Linked DNA regions of Mus musculus: region 2 is linked to region 1. A link is a loop called in an ENCODE intact Hi-C map of the cell type or tissue named here. Cell type or tissue: left cerebral cortex. All regions are shown on one strand.

Region 1 (8,000 bases):
CCAGTCCCCCAGTAACCAAGGCAGTGTCTTATCGATTTATTTAATCAGTTTTAGCACAATTACTGGGTGACTATTCCTAAACTTTTTTCTTCACTAGTCTGGCTATTTCCCAGATGCACTCACCAAGTACTTGCTGTTTGAGTCTCCCTGGTGTCATTTTTGCTCCATTAATCTGTCTCAGGGGACACTTCTCTAAGCCACGTGCTCCTGTTCTCTGGCGTGTGCCAGACTCAACCAGCAAGAACGACGCTGCAACAGGATCCTTCTGCACACGTTTATTGGGAGAGCTTGATTGCAGAGGCGAAGAGACCCCGAGCCCAGAACTGGTGCTGCTTATATAGGCCTAGGAGAGGCGGGTCTCACACCCGGATTGGTTATGCACTATACCTCATTTGCATGTTCCTCATCTGATTGGTTATACTTGCAGAACCTCATTATCGTGCCCGGGCCAGGCAGTGTCTTGGCAAAAAACTTTACTGCATATGTACACATTGGTTGTTTGCCCAAACTTATGCGTGGTGGCCAGCAGTAGCCAGCGCCACTCTGCAACGGCACATGTGGCTTCCCACACTGTTCCATCTGGTCTAATGGAGACCTCCTACTGTCTTCTTTCTTCTTCTCTTTCCTTCCTTCTTCCTCTTATGGCCCCTACCTGGGAACCCTGCGTGGTAACGGAACGCTCCCCCCTCCCATCTCTATGCTTCCTAGGGGCTGGCTGTAGCCACTTTAATTTAACCAGTCAGAAAAGATTGGTGAGTAAAATTCATAAGACATCATTGGGTGTGAGAATGTGCTCATCAGACTGCCACCTGTGGGCCAAGATTTAGCATTTGAATACGTAGCAGCACCAGACCAACCCCCACCAGTCTAGCCAGCAATATGTGCTGGGGCAAAGGTGGCACAGAACTCATGGAAGTGACCAACCAATTCCTGGTCCAACTTGAGACCCATGCCATGAGAGGAAGCCCAAAGGCTTGGAACCAGACACTGGAAAGCCAGAGACCTATGATAGAACCAAACATAATTGGAAGAAAAATAAAATGTCAATGAAATGATTCCTAATGATATTCTGCTACACTTGTAGACAGGAGCTTAGCATAATCGTCATCTGAGAGGCTTCATCCAGCAACTGATAGGAGCAGATGCAGAGATCTACGGCCAAACATTAGGAGATGCTCAAGGAATCCAACAAAAGAAAGGGTGGAAGGATTGTAGGAGCCAAAGGATCAAGGGTACCACAAGAAAACAGCCCACGGAATCAACTAAGCAGGGCTCATAGGGGTTCACAGTACTGGCTATTCTCCATGTGTGTGTGTGTGTGTGTGTGTGTGTGTGTGTGTGTGTGTGTGTGTATGTGTGTGTGTAGGGGGGGTTGGTTTGGTTTTGTCTTGGTATAGCCATAGTGAGTGTGGCATCTCCTTCTGGTTTTGATTTGCATTTCCTCTATTAGTAAAGATATCGGACATTTAAAACTGTTGTTGTGTGTAGAGTTCACAACATAATCACATGTGTGAAGGATTTAGAGGTGTGACCTTGCCAGGCTTGATGGTGCATGCCTTTAACCCCAGCACTCCAGAGGGAGAAGTTGGAGGTTTTCAGAGCTCAAAGCTAACCTGGTTATGAGGCAAATTCCACTAGGACAGCTGAGGTTATAAAGAGAAACCCTGTCTTGGAAAAAAAGAAAACAGAAAAAAATAGGTGTGGCCTTGGAGGAGGTGTATGTCTGGATCCCACACTCTTCCCAGTTCTCTCTGTGTGTCTCTCCCCCTCTGCCTCTTTCTGTGTCATCTCTCAGCTTCTGCTCTGGCGCCATGGCTGCTGTCATGTCCCTGCCCGGTTGATCATGGACTCATCCTCTGAAACTGTAATCCCCAGTGAGGTCTTTCTTCTATACGTTGCTTTGCTTTTGCATGGTTTCTTCATAGCAACAAAAACGGACCTAATCCTGGAAGCTGAACTCTGGCAGGCAACATGCATACACAAGAGACTGGCACTGGGGCCACGCTGAGGTAGGCACACAGACATGCATACACTGCCAGCAGGCTAGCAGGCTAAGGTGAAGCCTCAGGCCTCTGACCTCAAGGCCGTCTTTATATAAAACCCACCCAACAGTGCCATTTTGCTAGAATTATACTTCACTGTTTATTTTTGGGCACCCCAGACATCAGTTGGTGAAATGCTTGCCTAGTATGGATCTAGACCCTGGGTTCCATACCCAGTACTACAAAAATCTAGGCCTTGTATGTTGCAAAGGCCACTAGGAATTGGGGGAGGTGGGAGGTGGTAGGGTGGTAGTCAGGGGAGGTGGTCAGAAGACAACTATCAGGAGTTGTTTTTTCTATTCTGTGGCCATAGGGAACTAACTCAAGTTCTTACGCTTGGTGACAAGTGCTTTTTCATCTGAAACACCTCGTGGGTCCAGTGGCTAGCTAGTATATGCTCATTCTGCACAAGGTACTGTCCCACACACATCATATGTTCTCATTTTATTTTCCTAATATCAAATGAACAAGTGCTATTATTCCCCTTTGTTTGTAGCACAGGGAGAAGAGCAGAGAGAGATTAGAAGTTAGAAAGTTTGCCTAAGAAAACGGTAAAGACAGGATTCCAACACTCAAGATCTATGAAGTTTGCTTAAACCTGAGAAACCATGCTCTCTTCTGAAGCATATATATTAAAATTGGAAAGATAAGGTAAGATTAGTATGGCCCCTGCACAAAGATGTCACACAAATTTGTAAAGCGTTCCGTATTTTTAAAATCCTTTTCTAAAACAAAACAAAACAAAACAAAATGACAACAACGACACTCCTCCAAAACCTCGCAGGACATCGGCATCAAGCTGACACCAGCCCTTAGATTCTTACTCTGAAGTTAAGATGGGCGGCCAGAATACTTTTTGTTTTTTTGTTTTTTTTTTTTGTTTTTTGTTTTTTTTTTCGAGACATAGTTTCTCTTGGCTGTCCTGGAACTCGCTCTGGAGACCAGGCTGGCCTCGAACTCAGAGATCCACTTGTTTCTGCCTCCTGAGCGCTGGGATTAAAGGTGTTGAGCCACCTCCGCAGGCTTCAGAGCTTAGCTTTTTTTTTTTTTTTTTTTTTTTTTCTTTTTTTTTGGCCCAGTCTGGCCTTGAACCCATGATCCTCCTGCTTCACCCTTTCTAGTGTAGGGAATTACAGACGTGCACCATGGGGCGGTTACTAAATTCTATATTGTCAGTCTTGCAGCCTAGTCCGGGCGGTCCTAGTGAGCAGCCAGTCAGTCTTAGTTTAGATAAGATTTAGAACCTCGGCTACTAATTCGTCCCAGGCCGTGTATAGCGCAAAGGCCACTGGGAATTGTAGTTATTTAGCGCATTCTTTGGTGCTTCCGGGAAGTGACGCCCCCCCAACCTTTTCCTCTTCCGGCGTCGTGCCTGTCTCACCTGCTCAGAGGGACTCGGCAGCTTAGCTGGTTCGTGTCTCTTGGGCCTCGTGCTCCGTGGAGGGCAAGGGGGAGGCCGTGCAGGCGGGAACGGGGGTCCGGGTCGGGAGATGGTAGCCGCGGTTGCCCCCAAACCCTGACGCCGCGGGTTTCCTCAGGTTCCGGCCGCGAGCGCCTCAGCCCTTCAGCGCCGTCGCCATGTCGCGATTCTTCACCACCGGCTCGGACAGTGAGTCGGAGTCGTCCCTGTCCGGGGAGGAGCTCGTCACCAAACCGGTCTCCGGGAACTACGGCAAACAGTGAGCTGGGGGCGCGGAGGGGACGGGTTTGGCGGGCTGCGGGGGCTCGGGTGGGCGAGCGGAGCCATGGGCTGGGCGCGTCTGAGAAAGGAGCTCTCGCAGCGAGCTGGGGGAGCCCTCGGCGTCCTCGGTACCGAGGAGGAGGAGAGGTTTTCCGTTGCTTAGTATTGCATCAGCTCTTAAGGCCTCCAAGTCTGCAGCCTCGTAACTCCTGCCCACATTCCATCTCTCGCATCCCTTCCCGCCCCTTGACTGTGGCTTTCGGAAACTCCCCGTATCGTAAATCTTCCCACTAAGCTTAGTCGTTATGATTTGTACTCATGGAGGGAAACCCTCAGTGCTTGGTTAGTTTGGCCCTGAAATCCGGTCGTTTGGCTCTGCGTGCCAAATGCTAAACACTGCTGTGTTCATCTTTATTTACTGTCTTTTTCTCGATCTCTGTAAATTAAAACTTTTTGAACTTTGAAACAGTTCTCAAAACAACATTGTTTTTGCTGTGTACCTGAAGGGTTTTAAGACATACTTACCTCCACAGAGACTTTTTTTTTTTTTTTTTTTTTTTGGTTTTTCAAGACAGGGTTTCTCTGTGTAGCCCTGGCTGTCCTGGCACTCACTTTGTAGACCAGGCTGGCCTCGAACTCAGAAATCCGCCTGCCTCTGCCTCCCGAGTGCTGGGATTAAAGGCGTGCGCCACCACGCCCGGCGCTCCACAGAGACTTGTAGAGAATTGTAGATGAATATCCAGACATATCCATGTGACTGCGATAGCATAACACTGTCCAAAGTGGAAAAACTATCACTTGTCCCATATTAAAAAAAAATTGTCAGGAAAAGTTAATACCATGGAAAGAAAATAATAGAGACACTGTTGCTAACTGAATGCTTTCACCCATTATTGAAAAAAATACAATCAAAGAGAGTGTTAGAATTCACCAAAACTAGTGGCCTCTCCTATTTTGGGAAATGTTTCTTTTTAGAATCTGGCTAGGTACCAGCTCCTTGGAGCTTTTCCCATTTGTTAGAGTTAGGGGGCCTTTTGTCTGCTGCTTTCTTAGGTACTTGTAGCCATATGTGCTGTTAGACAGTTGTCTCATACAGTCTATAAGCCTTCTGTTACTTGTTCTTGGGGACATTCTTGTAGATACTGTCAGGGTTTACAAGAGACCTCATTTAGAGTTGCAGCTGCTTAAGATGAGTATGAAGAACAAGGATCAGAGAAGAAGATGGTATGCATGCCTCGGTTCTCATCTGATAAGAGAAATAACACTAGCTAAGACTGAAGGGTAATGGTCTCTGTTCCTTTCATACAGGCCTTTGTTACTGAGCGAGGATGAGGAGGATACAAAGAGAGTTGTCCGAAGCGCCAAGGACAAGAGGTGAGGCTGTCGTAGGTTAGGGGTTAGGGGGAGTGATGGTATTGTTTTCTCCATGATAGACAGACACAGCCAATCTGGTATTGAACTTCCTACCCAGGTTTGAGGAGCTGACCAACCTCATACGAACCATCCGTAATGCCATGAAGATTCGAGATGTCACCAAGTGTCTAGAAGAGTTTGAGCTCCTGGGAAAGGCCTATGGGAAAGCCAAGAGTATTGTGGATAAGGAAGGTGTCCCCCGATTCTACATCCGAATACTGGCTGACCTGGAGGACTATCTTAATGAGGTGTGACTCTGAGCATGCAGAGGGGTGTGGGCCTGGCTGTGCTGCTTGCCTGCTGCCAGGGCTCTCCTCAGGGCTCTTTGCCTTCTTATCTACAGTGGTGCCTAGAAAATAGAAAATGAGATAAAGCAAGGAGAAAAACTTATTTTTGGGCAAAAGCTTGACTATATTTATTGGGGTTTGGCTGTTTTTTGTTGTTCTTGTCGTTACTTTGTTTTTTTTTTTTTTTTTTTTTTCCAGGACAGGGATTTTCTGTATAGTCTTGGCCAACCTGGAACTTACTTTACTCTGTAGACCAGGCTGGCCTCGAGCTCAGAGATCTGCCCACCCCTGCCTTCCTAGTCCTGGGTTGGAGTGTAGGTCAGCTGTAGGCTGCTTGCCTCCATTGAGTCCCCAGCGCTGCTTAGTTAACAGTCTTGGTTAATAGTGGTACAGATTGTGCTCGCTTCGGCAGCACATATACTAAAATTGGAACGATACAGAGAAGATTAGCATGGCCCCTGCGCAAGGATGACACGCAAATTCGTGAAGCTTAAAAAGAAAAAAAAATAGTGGTACAGATGGTGTCTAGATAGCAAGATCCCGGGAGGGGAGGGGATTTTAAAGCCTACATTTTGAAAATGCCACTTAGCCTCGGGTCCCTATTCTTCCTTTTACCCCTGATAGCTTTGGGAAGATAAAGAAGGAAAGAAGAAGATGAATAAAAACAACGCCAAGGCTCTGAGTACCTTGCGCCAGAAGATCCGGAAATACAACCGAGATTTCGAGTCACACATCACCAACTACAAGCAGGTGAGTTGGCCAGAGGCTAAGGTTTGAACTAGGAGGAGTTTGATCCTCCGACAAAACTCCAGAGCATGGGTAGATGACACATGGCTAAGGAGAGAACCATAACAAACTGACGGGTTCAGAAGGAGGAGGCTTGTATGTGGCAGACGTTTTGTTCTTTTGTGATTGATGAGTTGGAGGTCTCACTGTAGCAAACTCACTGTGTAGACCAGGCTGGCCTTGAACTCCCAATGATCTCCTACCTCTGCCTCCTGAGTGGTGGGATTCAAGGCATGGGCCACCATCCTTGGCTTATGGTAGGCATCTTAGTTCTCTGATTTTCCTCAATGCAGAACCCTGAGCAGTCTGCAGATGAAGATGCAGAAAAGAATGAGGAAGACTCCGAAGGTGAGAGAAGACCTTTATTGAAGATAGTTAGAAGGCCCAATGCTATGCCATGCCATGGGTTCTCTTGATCTCATTTCTGTTTTCAGTCTTGGCCTTCAGTGTCTGGCTTTTTTTCCTCCCACTTCCTACCAGGCTCTTCAGATGAGGATGAGGACGAGGACGGAGTCGGTAATACGACTTTCTTGAAGAAGAAGCAAGAATCTTCTGGAGAGAGTCGGAAGTTCCACAAAAAGATGGAAGTAAGCGATCCCAGGTGTATCCTGGGTGATTTCCTCTCAGGATGTTTAGGTCTTGGGAAGAAGAAATGTAATCTTATGGTGCCCTTGGGTTCAGAGAGTGAGTTAGACACTAGGTGAACTGGGATCCAACTGCCAGGCTCCCCACTGTGCTGGGGAGCTGTGGGGACTCCCCTGGGTGATTTGTAATCCAGAGTTACATGGACTGTTTGCTCTGATGCCCTGACTCCATATTCTGTCAGGGGTAATGCCTGGAATGTGTGTCGGGGAGGAGCACAGAGTGCCTTGCCTTCCTCCTGATCCTCTTCCCTCACAGGATGATGATGAGGACTCTGAAGATTCTGAAGATGAAGAATGGGACACCAGCTCCACATCTTCTGATTCAGACTCTGAGGAAGAAGAAGGAAAACAAACTGTTCTGGCCTCAAAGTTCCTTAAAAAGTAAGGAGGTAATGGGTTTGGAGGCTACATGGGAGGGCGTGAAAGCCTTTAATCATCCGGACACTGTTGCCCTTCGCTTCCACAGAGGCTTTAGGTTGAAGCCCCTGCTCCCCTTTCACAGCAGGGCTTTAGAACCAAGTACCAGATTGCAAAGCTAGTGTGGCTTGAATATAGATAGGGTTTGAAGGCTCCAGAGTTCAAATATTTAACCATACACTCAGTAAAAATCTCACTGTGGCATCTATGGTTATGTGATAGTCAGCAAGCCATGTCTTTCAGTCTTTAGGTTCTTGCATCTGAAATGGACAGGGGCATTACCACCCAGGAGAGCTGTTCCAGGTAGCGTAGGGAACCAGTTCAGTATAGGACTGGCATGTGGAGGGCACTCAGTGATAGCTGCTAGCTATTGTGTTTGCCCTTCCTGATAATCTTGCTTCTTGGTGCATGGTACGTGCAGTGCAGCAAGCCTTTGTAAACTTAACTGCAGTGGTCAGAGGTTGCTCTGTGACCAGTCTTAGCTGGTTGGGCTAGGGAAGATAGGCGGGGAAGAGCTCAATGAGAAAGAATAATGCCTTTAAAGGAATACACTGCATGGTTGGTGCTCATTGGGATGCTCTGCTGGTTTTAGAAGTTTGAATTGCATTGCTACAGGGAACAGTAAATTCCTCGACATTAGAAAGGGCTAGATATAAGCTAAAGAGCGTTGGTAGGCATTTTGTTCAGAAACATTTTTCATCACGTGCTTCAGAGAGACAAGACTGATCAG
Region 2 (8,000 bases), 130 kb before region 1:
AGTCGGACCTGTTCCAGGAGGACCTGTATCCGCCCACTGCAGGACCCGACCCTGCCCTCACAGCTGAGGAATGGCTGGGTGGTCGGGATGCTGGCCCCCTCCTCATTTCCCTCAAGGATGGCTACGTGCCCCCAAAGAGCAGGGAGCTGAGGGTCAACAGGGGCCTGGACAGCGCTCGCAGAAGAGCTACACCAGAGCCCAGCGGCACGCCCAGCTCGGTAAGGCGGGCGGGGGGCTGGGGCAAAGCCTGCATGGATGTGCTCAATGTCTCATGGGGAGAGAGTCCAGTGTTAGAGATGCCCAAGCCAAGGGCAAGGAGTGGGTGACCTGGAGGCCTTAGAAACCAGGTTGCAAGCTTATAGGCATGCAGTAATCCGGGTAGCATCTGCTGGGAAAGAAGGGCCCAAGCCTTGCAGCTCTTGGAAAGGCTAGCAGATGTCAGAGGAAGCAACAGAGAAGCTGGGCCTGATACAGGGCTGGGTCTCCTAGGATACCGTGTCAAGGCTGGAGGAGGACGTGAGGAATCTGAACGCCATAGTGCAAAAGCTACAAGAGCGCCTGGACAGGCTGGAGGAGACTGTTCAGGCCAAGTAGAACCCCAGAGCCCTCATCTGGGGCCAGCCATCCCCTCTGCTCCCACCCCACCCTCAGGCCATATGGTGAATAAGACGAAAATAATAAAACGGCTTTATTTTCTGGTACCTCTCAGACTCCGGTGAACTGGTGAGCCCCGAGGCTTCCCCTTGAGAGTTCTCTGAATGCGCTGCCCCCATTCGGGCTGTGGGTCACTTCCAAATTCACACTATAGCAGAGGAAAGGGCCTTGCCCGGTATGATACCTGCAGGGATGGATGGAGCTGGACACTGTTCTCTGTTCCCTAGCTCCACCTCAGAGCAGGTCTGAGTCATCCAAATCCCTATCTTAGGGCCCCCAAAATGTCCACAGTCACCCCCAAACTTTTCGTGTTTTCTTTGATAGTGCTGGACCAAAGCCGTTAATATGCTATGTAGGCTGTCATTCTAGCTATGTCTCTAGCCTTGACCCCAAATTAGCATTTCCTGGTCAACTCCAGCACAGCCTGCAAACAACCACACTGATAACTCCTTGAGCTACTGACTCAAAGAACAAAAATAACAAGACTGCAGAGCAGACGCCACTCACGTCTGTAATCTGAACACTTGGGAGACCGAGGGTTGCTGCGGGGTTCAAGCCAGAAACTCAGTTGACAGTGGCTATAAAGTGAGATACTGCCTCAAACCAAACCAAACCAGATGGGGCTTGGGTGTGGCCTGGCTGGCAGCACCAGGCCCTAGGTTTGATTCCTTACCCTGCATAAACCAAGTGTGGTGCCCACACCTATAATCTCAGCACTGGGGAGGCGATGGCAGGAGGGTCAGAAGTTCAAAGCCAGCCTAGAATAGAGACCCTGTTTCAAAAACAACTGTAATAAAGCCAAAAACAGGAGGTTGGAGGGTTGACTTAGTGGTTTAGTGTTTCCCTTGCAGTCATAGGGATTAGAACTCAGATCCCAGCATCCACATTACAAGCTGGGAAACCTTGCAAATACCTGCAACCCAGCTCTGATGTGGATAAAACAGGATTTCGGGGCTGGTTGGCTTCCAGCCTAAAGAAGAAGCAAACATGGGTTCAGAGAGAGAGAGAGAGAGAGAGAGAGAGAGAGAGAGAGAGAGAGAGAGAGACTACTTCAAAGGAATAAGTTGAAAATGACAGAAGGCTGAGCAATGGTGGCACACGCCTTTAATCTCAGCACTTGGGAGGCAGAGGCAGGCGGATTTCTGAGTTCGAGACTAGCCTGGCCTACAGAGTGAGTTCCAGGACAGCCAGGGCTACACAGAGAAACCCTGTCTCGAGAAACCCAAAAAAGAAAAAGGAAAAAAAAAAAAAATGACAGAAGACAGATACCTGACGGCCTCTTCTGGCCTCCACTCACATAAACAGGCATGTATATACCTGCAAGCAAATACACTCACACATACACACAGGTAAAAACAAAACTTGGGCTGGAGATGCAGCTCAGCAGTTCAGAGAACTTGCTGTCGTTCCAGAGGACCAGAGTTCTAATCCCAACACCCACAAAGCCTTTAGTCTCAGCACTCTGGAAGCAGAGGCAGGCAGATCTCTGAGTTCTAGGGCAGCCAGGGCTACAAAGAGAGTCCTGTCTCAAAAAACAAACAAACAACAAAAACTAAGGGAAAAAAAACTTGACAAAACAGACAACATCCCATAAAGACAAACGAATAAGGAAACAGTCGGACCCTGAGCTAACATGGAACAGGGTAGTGGTTGGCAGTTCCGAAACCATGGTCTAAGACCCCCCAACCCCACTTCATTCTCAGCATCCTCCTGCCTCAGAGAATTGCCTGTAGGTTTCAGAGGACCTGGCCTCTGAGGAAGACAGGAAGGAACAGATCTCTTAAACCCTATCTATAGGAGTAAGGTGTTTGTTTTTGTGCACTGTGACCGTTTCACACGGATCCCCGTGGTCCTGAACACCTGATACTTCTGCCTCTACCTTTTATTCTACATGTGCGTCACAATGCCTGGTTTATATGGTAATGAGGACTGAACCTGGGGCTTCAGGGATGCTAGGCTAGCACTGTCGACTACCTATATGAGTGCATGCTTTTAAAGATATTCTCAATATGACAGCAGTTGCTGTGCCTGATTGGTGGGAGACTCTAGAGCTGGGGTCACACAGAGCGGTTCCAGAGGGTAGAGCTGGGATGGCACAGAACTGTTCTAGAGGGTCGGAGACTCTAGGGCAGAGGTGACAGAGCGGTTCTATAGTGTACCATGGCTGAATTGATACAATGCAGAGAACACCCAGGACCCCACCCCGGCCCTCCTCTCTTCAGCACACCATGGAGTTTTCTGGGTATAGACAATGGAAAATTCTGCCTGCCAGCTTGTGTCTCACCCCGACAGGGCATGTGATCCTGGGCAAGCCCCTTCTGCCTATAAACTGGAGGAGGGCCATCACTGGGGAGTGAAGGGGTGCTCTTTTGGGGTCCTTGTGAGGAGACTGAATCACTAGTTCTCCAGAGGAACTGAAAATGTTCAGGAAATGATGCCAGGGACAGGGAAGACATGAACACTGACTACTATGATCCCAGCTTGACCAACCTCTGTGATGAAATCAAGAGAAGATGGAGACAGGAAACTGGGTGGCTGAGACAAGCCTTGACAATATGGGAAGGACTGGGCATTGTGCTGGACGTCTGTAGCCATAGCTGCATGGAAGACTAAGGCCAAAGGATCCCCTAAGCTCATGAATTTACAAGCAGCCTGGGAAACATATGGGGACCTGTCTGAAAGACAAAACCAAAGCAAAGATCCACAGTGGAGAGGAACTAGCTGTGGGAGAGCTGAACTGAACATCAGCGTGCATTGTGTCCATCCCTCCTCCTGAGTGTGTACGCCTGTGAAGAGACTGACAGAAATTCTGTATCTTGTCTCTGCTACTTCCAGGAACCTGGAGTGAGGGAACCTGGGAGAATGCTCAGGGTTTCTGAGGGCTGACAGAGCAGGAACACCCTGCTTTTTGAGGTCTGACCTTGGTGACAGTACAGACCACAGGGTTTGACAGTAAAGCCTTGGCAGACTTAAGAACCGAATCTTCATTGTTTAAGTTGGGACCTAGAGGGCTCAGGAAAGAAATCCATCCAAATTTGCTGAAACAATGGCTGGAGGAGAGTCAGGGAAAAGCCACATCCGTGACTTGGCCTCAGGGTCTTCAAACAGCACACTGAGACCAGCTGGGCCAGGTTTAAATTTTAATGACTGTTCAGGCCTAGGCCCCTCATTCACGCCGCTGTCGGGTCCACTGCTCTGGGGTCAGAGTTTTCTGCTCAAAGGCATGGATGTGCGGGAGCTCTTCGGCTAAGCACTCGTTCACCAGCCTGGAGCGAGAGAAGGGAATGGGAAATGAGCGGCCTCAGCTGGAGTGATGGGCTCCGAAGCTAGGGTGACCAAGGAGATCGGAGACGTCTCCAAGAAGTGGGGATTCAAGGAGAGGACAGGAATCCAATCACAAAGGCAGGAGCACCCTCGGGGCTATGGGTCACATCTCCGGGCTTTGGGAATGAGTTGGTCCCACCCATGGCGAGCGGATGCCCGGGCTGCCATCCGGAGCCTGAGGCTTGGCTGGGTGAGAGGCTGGCTCCCGGGGCTCACCGGTGTCTCTGGAGCAGTGGCTTTCCCTCGAACTTAGCCGACACCACCAGGACTCGGAAGCTGGTCGCGCAACGGTTCAGAGTCGTGTCCTCCACCTCCTAGCGGGCAGAAGACCCGGACGATGGAACACGCGCCCAGGAGTCCTTCCCCACCGCCCGCGACCTCTCAGCATCGCACTCACCACATGCTCTGCCTCCAGGTCCTGCCGCAGCTTCTCGCGGAGGTAATCGGCGCTGAGTTCCATAACCACAGCCCGGCGGGGCTACAGCCCAGCGTGCAAAGAACCTCGCCTCGGGTCCCGCCACCTCGCTTTCCGCCCTCACTGCAGCCACTTCCTCCACGCCGCTCACTTCCGCCCTTCCTAGGGCGGCTTCGAAGGCAGCACTTCCGCCTCCTGGCTCCCTTGAATTCCCAGCACTTGGGAGGTTTCCTCCCAACAGTTAGCCAATCCGAGCCGGACTGGAGGGCAGCCAGTCCTGCGGTTCCGCTTGCACACCCTCCTCCTGCCAGCAGGCGGCGCAGCAAGTCGCTCTGCCGGCTTTCCAGGAGTTTGCAGGACCATTCTCCCGTGCTTTTTCCTAAACCAAGGTTTTGCAGTCCTGGCTACCCAGCCCTTTCCGAGGTCCGAGGTCCCAGAAACCACCCCCAACTCTGGCCCTTCAACCCAGAAAGTCCGGATGGACCATGCAGCAAGACCCGGGCGCTTCTTCGGTGTCTACTTGCTCTACTGCCAGAACCCTCGGCATCGGGGCCGCGTTTACGTTGGATTCACTGTCAATCCTGCTCGTCGGGTCCGGCAACACAACGCGGGTCGCAAGAAAGGTGGAGCATGGCGGACCAGCGGGCGAGGACCCTGGTAAGAAGGCGCGGGTGTCTGGTCGGAAGGCTCCGCGTAGGAGGCGGGCCGCTAGGGCAAAGGAGTGACAGAGGCGGGACCGGTTTTTTTTTTTTTTTTTTTTTTAGATCTGGGGCGGTGCTGAGTCCCTGGCCTGCCACCAGAGCAAGCGTAGCAGCGAGGTGGCACCTTATGTATATCAACACTCTGCGATGGCTGGATTAAAATTTGTGATGCTTAATTGGATTACGAGTGCACAAGTTTAGGGCTGCTTTGTAACTCCACTACCAGGGTATCAGACGCCCTCTTCTAATCTCTGCACATACGTACCAAACATTCATGCACATAAATGGATTTAAGAAAAAAAAAAATCAGATACAAAAGCTATGCTATGCAATTAACCTAGGTCCTTATCTTAGGGTTACTATTTTTTAAAATAAAGATTTAAAGATCTATTTATTCATTTTATGTATATGAGTACAGTGTAGCTGCCTTTAGACACGCCAGAAGAGGGAATTGTATGCATCGCAGATGGTTGTGGGCCAGCACGTGGTGGCTGGGAGTTGAACTCATGACCTCTGGAAGAGCAGTCAGTGCTCTCAACCTCTGAGCCATCTCTGCAGCCCCCTAGGGTTACTATTGTTACTATTGTTACTATTGTTGTGATGAGTCACCAGGACCGAAAGCGTACTGGGGAGGAACGCGTTTATTTGGCTTACACTTCCATGTGAATGTGCTTTCATCTCCTCAGATGAAGGGGTGAGAGGAGAGCCGTACCCAAGCTGTGTGAATATATGGCTTGGGCTGAGCCAGAGCGTTTCTTTCTCTGTTCTAACTATCCCTAGGCCTACCCCTGGAAGCTTCTAACCTCTGTACAATCTATTCTTCCAAGATGGCTGATTCAATCCGGCTTCTCTCAGCTTTTGACTGAATTGCTCTGCTTGGCCTCATACTAGCCTTGACAATCTGTTCTAATCTTCTGGCTCCTTCTCATTCTCTGGCTCCTTTTGTCTTCACCGGTGTCTAGCTTGTTCTCTCTACAACCTGTCTCTGTAAAACTTCCCTGACCAAACTTCCATACACATACAGCCCTCCCTTCTCTCTGCTTTTTTTTTTTTTAAGAATTATTTTTTTATTTAATGTATATGAGTACACTGTTGTATCTTCAGACACACCAGAAGAGGGCATCAGATCCCATTACAGATGGTTGTGAGCCACCATGTGGTTTCTGGGATTTGAACTCAGGACCTCTGGAAGAGCAGTCGGGTGCTCTTACCCACTGAGCCATCTCACCAGCCCCCTCTCTCTGCTCTTAAGTAGCTTCTCTTTCCTGTGTTGTTTTCATGTAGGTTGGACATCTGCCCTTTAATTAGATGTCATTTTCAAACATGGCTGCGTCTACAAACTCACCTTACCTTCACTGTAGGGATGAAAGGGCGTGTCTGCGTTCCAGCAAATCATACTGTAGTCCAGGCCGTGTTGGCATTCCAGCCCCATCATATAGACCTGGGCCTTTGGATGTGATTCCTTACCAGAGCAGCCATGTTGCTGGATTAAAATTCCTCTATGTTTCCACTTCACGTTCATCGTTGGAGGAAGTCAGGACAGGAACTCAAACAAGAGCTGATGCAGAGGCGGTGGGACCCAAGGCCACCAACTCAGGGGCTGCACCACTCACAATGGCTGAGCCCTCCCACATCAGTTGTTAATCAGGAAAATGTTCTACAGGCTTGCATGTGTGTGTGTGTGTGTGTGTGTGTGTGTGTGTGTGTGTGTGTGTGTGTGTAGAGCCTGATCTTATGGAAGAATTTTCTCGATTGAGGTTCCCTCTTGTGTCAAGTTGACATAAAACTAGCCAGCACAGTGCCATCAACAGATGAGTGGGTGAAGAAAATGGGACATATACAAGATGCAGATTTTTAGGAACCTTTTATTTTTATGTGGTGTGTGTGTTTTAACTAAATCCTAAGTGCACTGAGCTCAGCAGTACTTGTAGAGGTCAGAAGAGGGCGCCAGACCCCTTGGAATGGGAGTTACAAACTGTTCTGAGCCCAGATGACTGAAGTGCCTCTCCTGCCATTGCAGTTTGATTCAGCCACAACGATGAGTAAAATTATACCAGTTATGAGAAAGTGGATGGAACTGGACATCATCATGTTAAGTGATATAACAGACAAATAGCTCAACTTTTCTCTCATTTGGAATTTAGAGAAAGTGGGAAGAGAACTATTTGGAATGAAAAAGACCAAAAAGAAGGGGGAGGGGTGATTATAATAAGTAATGTCAAAATATATTACACAGGTAGGAGAATATCAATGCAACCTATTATTCTGTACAGTTAATATACAGTAGCAAAATTTGTTTTAAAGACAGGGATCAGGAGATAGGGGCCCTGGTCAACAAGACTGGGGCTAGAGTACAACTTCCAAAGGAGAGGAATCAGGGACGGGGTGAGGAGCCTGAGACTGGCAGATACAGGGTCTTACGCCTCCGTGAAAGATTCAAGTTCTAATGGCCGGGTGTGAAGCGGTGTGGTTGTGCTCTCAGTGTGAACTGGAGCACGGGCCTGGTGGAGGGATTCAGTTTCTATCAGGGTCGAGGTGGGTTGGGGACTCACTGGCCGTGCCCCTCTCCTTCCAAGGGACATGGTGCTGATCATACACGGTTTCCCGTCTGCTGTGGCCGCCCTTCGGGTAAGAAAGGTGTAAGGGCGGGCTAGACTGGTTTATCTAGAGGACCTTACCCAGGACCACCCTGACCTTGTCTTGGGTCGTCCCCTTCTATAGTTTGAATGGGCCTGGCAACATCCTCAAGCTTCACGCCGCCTGACGCACGTGGGGCCGCGCCTGCGCAGCGAGGCTGCCTTTGCCTTCCACTTGCGCGTTCTGGCGCACATGCTTCGAGTTCCTCCGTGGGTGCGCCTTCCTCTAACACTGCGTTGGCTGCGACCTGACTTCCGCCATGAACTCTG

The links. Peaks named below come from ENCODE experiments on the same cell type or tissue, not always from the same donor. Only the 100,000 strongest peaks of a DNase experiment are listed, where the experiment ranks them.
Region 2: it touches region 1 in a loop (2.6-fold over the local background); 11 of 42 quality-filtered maps call a loop at or near these places.

Annotation. Positions count from the first base shown.
Region 1 is chr7:126,561,800-126,569,799 of GRCm38, reverse strand. Eif3c (eukaryotic translation initiation factor 3, subunit C) reads left to right here and starts at 3,434. Exons shown (of 21, transcript NM_146200.1): 1 at 3,434-3,452; 2 at 3,581-3,721; 3 at 5,032-5,097; 4 at 5,195-5,384; 5 at 6,048-6,173; 6 at 6,503-6,557; 7 at 6,690-6,796; 8 at 7,110-7,234. The coding sequence starts at 3,621. It overlaps Gm24596 (a small nuclear RNA gene), which reads left to right and starts at 5,820; the gene lies at 5,820-5,926. It overlaps Gm25579 (a small nuclear RNA gene), which reads left to right and starts at 2,651; the gene lies at 2,651-2,756. In left cerebral cortex, no CTCF peak of the experiment used is centred here; a DNase peak (open chromatin) is centred at 3,348; H3K4me3 peaks cover 1,396 bases; H3K27ac peaks cover 1,104 bases.
Region 2 is chr7:126,692,475-126,700,474 of GRCm38, reverse strand. Slx1b (SLX1 structure-specific endonuclease subunit homolog B (S. cerevisiae)) reads left to right here and starts at 4,692. Exons shown (of 6, transcript NM_029420.4): 1 at 4,692-5,050; 2 at 7,671-7,722; 3 at 7,816-8,000. The coding sequence starts at 4,872. Bola2 (bolA-like 2 (E. coli)) reads right to left here and starts at 4,475. Exons shown (of 3, transcript NM_175103.3): 1 at 4,376-4,475; 2 at 4,195-4,292; 3 at 3,782-3,920. The coding sequence starts at 4,438. The coding sequence ends at 3,821. Coro1a (coronin, actin binding protein 1A) reads left to right here. Exons shown (of 11, transcript NM_009898.3): 10 at 3-218; 11 at 490-701. The coding sequence ends at 594. In left cerebral cortex, CTCF peaks have their summits at 4,695 (motif pointing right), 6,197 (motif pointing right) and 7,038 (motif pointing right); DNase peaks (open chromatin) are centred at 4,627, 5,688 and 7,032; H3K4me3 peaks cover 2,562 bases; H3K27ac peaks cover 2,296 bases.